2 separate regions of the Homo sapiens genome follow, and region 1 is linked to region 2. Evidence: chromatin contacts called from ENCODE Hi-C data. All regions are on one chromosome and are shown on one strand. Each heading gives the region's core, a stretch centred on a gene start or an enhancer-like site at or near the end of the contact. The rest is flanking DNA. Distances are from core to core; before and after follow the strand shown. Region 1 overlaps GRIA3 (glutamate ionotropic receptor AMPA type subunit 3). Region 2 has its middle 85 kb from the start of CT47B1.

Region 1 (2,700 bases), core at 168-2,667, 2.6 Mb before region 2:
GAAGTTTGCTGGGCACACCTGTAGAAGCAAATGGTTTTCAGCCTTGGCTCCACATTAAAATCACCTAGGATCTTAAAAAAAAACTCATGCCCAGGCCCACCAATTAAATCAGAACTTGGGAGGTAGGACACAGACATTTAAATTTTTTAAAGCTCACCAGGTGATTACAAAGTGCAACCAAGGTTGAAAACCACTGCTACAAGGTAATGTCATGAGAGAAACATAGTCAAAAACCTCTTCTCACTTGAAGATAAATGGGTAGGTGCTGGAAAATGAGCACTATTCACTTTGAGTTTAATAAATTTAACAAAGACATTGCTATTTTGTGGAGTTGGTCATCCATAAGGCAAGGAGCTAGATGATAATATTTCTCATCATCTTCATATAAATAGCTTTTGGGGCCCAGGAGATTAGAAACTTTCTCCTTTGACAACTAAGCCTTAACCACTCAGGGCAGACTCCAAGTGAAGTAGGAAACTACCTGTATAGTGGGATTAGAGGCATCAAAAGGCTTGCTTCCTCCACACCCCCTTCCACCCCCACACACAGAAAACGAAAACAAAATCATCCTCCTGGTCTGATGGAGAAATTCTATTGGAATCACGCTCTGTGTTGTTTTCAGGAGGCTTGATCAAAATGTAACACATTACTTCAACAGCACCCACTGTTTATTCAGTTAGTAGGGAATGGGAAAGAAGATGGGTAAGTTTTAATAAGGGGAAATTTTTGTTCTTAAATGTTACTGTGCATCAGCATTACCTGAGGTGTTTGTTAAAATGCAGATTCAGAATAGCTGAATGCCCAAGAATCTGCACTTCTTAAGCATCACAGGTGATTCTGCTGCAAGTGGTCTGCAGACCAAACTGAGAAACATTGTTCTTCTACATCAGTGATTCTCAGTTCTGCCTGCATATCAATATCATCTAGGGAGCTTCAGTCAAAACACGTCAACACAAAAAGACAAAAAACCTTGCCTAGGCTTCAAGACCAATTAAATCATAACCCTGGGGGTTGGGACTAAGCAGCAGCACTTTATAAAACTCTCAAGGTGCAGACAGGGTTGCAAGTTTGGTCCTGCATCATGAGTGTTCCTCAGAGACAGGGACCATAAGAAGTTATTGGACAGTGTGAGGGAATTGAATGCTCAGTGATGGGTAATGGCTTGTACTCAGGAAACTTCATCTCCTTCACAGTGTTGCTGAAGGCTGGCTCTGTCTGCAGAAATGAAAATCTGCTCCCTAGGTTTTATAAAACATTGCCACATCATCCTTAGGATAATTCTGCTGTGTGGCAGAGCTCCATCCTAGTTACGCTATGTTCTCCCATGCCCAGAAAAACTCACAGGAAGAGAACCCACTCTGTCATAAAGTCAAGAATAGGCGTAGGAGCCTGGCATATCTCCAGGCTCTGTGGGAAGAGGGTAGTTCTGGGCTGAGAGCCGGCAAATCAAGCTCTTCTCTGTCTGTACCAGCATTTCACCACTTTAAAGCAAATTTAAATTCCTGTGTCCCAAGGTAACCTTTTTCTGGCCTCTGGAAAACTCAGTTGTTTTAGATGCTACACTCTGAATAATTTTGGCAGGTATTTTGATAAATATTTATTATTGGTTAACTATAACAAACTGACTTGATTTTTTTTAAATCTGTAGTTCCTGTTCGTCCCTGGATTCCTGAGACAACCCGTATTTATTTCCTGAACATGATCACTTTTAGCTTTTTGAATTTGAAAATCTGCTTTGCAGTAGATTTTTCTAACAGTTACACTATCTCAGGATTTCATCTGGGAACATTTCTCTTTTAATCAGAAGTAAAAACATCTGGATGAGTCAGAAAAGAATGTGGCACACTTCTGAATGCTAAAAGTATACAGGGTGTTTTGATTATGCATTTAGACCTTTCAGAGTCTTTCTTCATTGTTGCCACATACATTTAATTTATTCTGAACTGATCTGACTCTAGAAATAATTTTGCTATATAAAAGATTAACATTCCAAAGAAACATCCATAGTAATAGAGGAAGAAAAATGATAACAATTATAGCTAATACTTATTGAGCACTTCTTGTGTGCCAGACTCTGTTCTAATTGCTTTACCTGTGCCAACTATTTTAATTCTCTATCCCTATGGTTAGGTACTATTTTAAAGATAAGCAAACAGAGGTATTTTACAGATAAAGAAACTGAGGCACAGAGAGGCAGAATAGAAAATAAAACATTTAAACTTATACACTAGGAGAGAAATACCCACATTTTTGTAGTATAAAATACCCGTATTTTGTATAAGAAAATCCAAAATGGTGTGCAAGTTATAGAAGGTACAAATTTTCTCCAAACACTGAGAAATATAGTGGCATGAAAACCAAACATATTTGTATAATTATTGTTTATTATCTGTTGTTCATTTGGGACAGAACTGTGACTGTCATTTTTATTTGGAATGATGAGGTTTTGCCAGACCAAGGAGAAAACTGACTTTGGAGTAATTCCAGAATCACAGTTTGATATGGAAAGAGGTATATTTTGCTGCTGTGAATACTAATGGTAGTTTATGCATTGTCTACTTGACAATGTGGAGAAAAATACAGTAATTTATGGAAATTACACTGTGCCATTGTATTGAGGCTAATGGACTGTGGCTGTGTCAGTCTGATCTAAAATCAAGCCTGCACATCATAATCTGGTTATTTTGGCCACTTTAGTAC
Region 2 (2,700 bases), core at 58-2,557:
TAATTGCCAAAACAAGAGGGAATGGATAGTGAGTAAATGGTAAATGTAAATGAATATAAGGATAACCTAGTCATTCAAAATATTGAACAGTTAAAGGGAGGAGAGTGAGATGAGAGCAGGCCGGCAACAAGTAGAATAGTAATAACAACAAAATTAACAGCAGCAGCTATAGATTACTTTGCTCCTACAAAGTGCTAGTTGCCTTACATATAGTACTTCATTTACTAATCACAAAACACAGCAAGGTAGGTATTGCTAGTAATCAATTGTACCAAATGGTGACTATAATAAATAATAACACATCGTATACTTCAAAATTTCTAAAAGAATAGGTTTGAAATGTTTTCACCACAAAAAAAGTATATGAGGTGACTGATTTGTTAATAGGCATGATTTAATCATTTCACAATATTAACATGTATAAAAATATCACATTGTGTCCTATAAATATACAATATATACAATTGTTATTTGTTCATTTAAAATAAAACAAAAAATAATAACAAAGAAACTGAGGCTCAGAGAAATAAAGGATCTTGCCTAATGTCAGACAGGTAGCAAGTGGCTATGGTATGTTGGCCTCCAAAACTATTGCTCTTAACTACCTCACTTGCAGGAAAGCAGAGGGGAAGCATCAAGGTAAGGAAGAGGTTGAAGGTGTCAGACTAAAAGGTCCAGACCTTCAACCTCTTTATGTATGGAAACAAGGTCCTTGGCTGTGCATGGTGGCTCATGACTGTAATCCCAGCACTTTGGGAGGCTGAGGTGGGTGGATCATGAGGTCAGGAGTTCGAGACCAGCCTGACCAACATGGTGAAACCCGTTCTCTACTAAAAATACAAAAATTAGCCAGTGTGGTGGCGCGCAACTGTAATCTCAGCTATTCAGGAGGCTGAGGCAGGAGAATCGCTTGAACCTCGTAGGTGGAGGGTGCAGTGAGCCAAGATCATGCCACTGCACTCCAGCAGCCTGGGTGACAGAGTGAGACTCCATCTCAAAAAAAAAAAAAAAAAAAAAAGGGTCCTTCAGGAGTTGAGGAGGGATAAGTTCTCTGGAATGAGTTGGGAAGTGGCAAGGTGATGGAAAATCAGCCTTCTGGGAAATGGGGGAACGTTTCTTCCTCCAAGACTATGAACACTGCTGAGAGGGGACCCAGGGAGGTTGAGACACAGTGAAGCAGTAGCAGATGTGCACCAAATGCAAGAGGACCTTGAAACCAATGCCAGCTCTGCCTCCAAGAACAAGCTGCTTATGTCTGATGACTCATTTCCCAGGACAAGGCCAGTTCTTGGCCAGCAGCCACTAAGAATGCTGCAGCAGGGCACTACTCCACACTGGTAGGCGTTGTCACACCCAGACCACCTCCATTGGTCTTCAGAAAGTGTGCCCAAAGCCTAAAGCCACCTCTGACTTTATGACATTGAACTATTTCATTCCATTTGGCCAATAGAAATGCAAAAAGGATGAGAGCAAACCAAGGAGGGGAGATTGCAGTTCCAAATCATTCCACAAAAATGGTCTCTAAATGCATCTGAGCTGGCTGCTTATAAAGGGCAACACAGGCACCAAAAAAAAAAAAAAAAAAAAAAAGAAGAAGAAGAAAAAGAAAGAAGGAAAGAAAGAAAAAGAAAAGAAAACCTGACTACCCAATCCTTAAAAATTGTTCAAGAGTAAAAGCCCCACAAGTCTGAATTCCAGAAACCCAAGGCGGGTGGCCTTTTCAAAGAGCTCAGTTGATTTTATCACCATCCCTAGTCTGAATTCGCTGCACATTTCCTCCCTAATCCAGGATGCGATAAGAAACCAACATAACAAGAATTCATCTTCCCCAGGAAAAGGTGAGCATCTCTGAGTTCAACAGAGACAACTGGAACCTAATTGCATTGCCTCTTTCAAAGCCTTCCAGTAAAAGTGTAAAACGAAAGAGGACTGAAAGAGGCTGCTTAGCGCAGCTACAATGTGATCACATTTTCTTTTGAAAAATGACACACCAAGTAGCTGCCATTTTTAGAAAATGGCAATTTCATCTGAAATCAGAGCAAGTGTCACTCTGCAGCAAAAAATAAAATCCTTGTTTCAAGAGCTTTGGAACCTGGTCCCCAAACAGCAGTATTTCCTGGCTATATTTGATTAATATTACACAAAGGGTAGGATGAAGGGAAGGTGGGTCTGGAAAAGGAAAAGCACCTTTGTGAAGAAAAACAAGTATGTGGCCTTCAGGGAGCTAAGCACATGTTTAATTTTGTGTTTTAAACTTCTCAGCAGACTGCAGATCTATAAAGGGAATCACTGAAAGTGAAGATAACGACGACTTACCCAAAGCATCATGCTGTTTTCCGCAAGACAGGGCGAGAAGTGAGAAAGCAAAATCTTTGCTTCAGTTACACAAACTCCCTCTCCTTTGCAGAGAAACTTGCTAGCTGAAATGGAGCCAGATGCTAATACGGGAGCCTCAGCAAACAGCTATGTGCTTGTCAAACACTGACATCTACTGGTCAGTTCTGAAATGGCTTCTTTTTTATTTCTGAAAGACCAGTCAACTAGACAAAAATAAATTCCCTTGTGCTTTTTATTGGAGGCTTTTTCTTCTTTGGCCCTTTGAAAATTCTTAACCCGTAATTTAAGTTTTACCTCTGTAAAATATACAGAGTTATTTAATTTATATTTTGATTCTTTAAGTTATAAGATTGTTATTAAATA

The links. Hi-C counts contacts between places; a loop is a spot of excess contacts on that map. Pooled maps may share reads with other maps.
Region 1: a map of CD4-positive, alpha-beta memory T cell shows a loop between it and region 2 (32-fold over the local background). The contact joins two enhancer-like sites. A Hi-C loop is called at or near these places in 14 of 168 maps with a recorded cell type or tissue (CD4-positive, alpha-beta T cell, CD4-positive, alpha-beta memory T cell, CD8-positive, alpha-beta T cell and 11 more), 11 of 37 single-sample maps with no recorded cell type and 25 of 50 pooled maps.

Annotation. Positions count from the first base shown.
Region 1 is chrX:123,424,773-123,427,472 of GRCh38, reverse strand. The region is part of intron 11 of GRIA3 (glutamate ionotropic receptor AMPA type subunit 3); the gene reads right to left. Among named protein-coding and RNA genes, the nearest start is that of GRIA3, 240 kb to the right of the region's middle. Within about 2 kb of position 1,417, at least 2 of the 41 ENCODE cell types and tissues checked have a DNase peak (open chromatin) inside an H3K27ac peak, as active enhancers do.
Region 2 is chrX:120,790,003-120,792,702 of GRCh38, reverse strand. No RefSeq gene overlaps it. Among named protein-coding and RNA genes, the nearest start is that of CT47B1, 85 kb to the left of the region's middle. Within about 2 kb of position 1,307, at least 4 of the 41 ENCODE cell types and tissues checked have a DNase peak (open chromatin) inside an H3K27ac peak, as active enhancers do.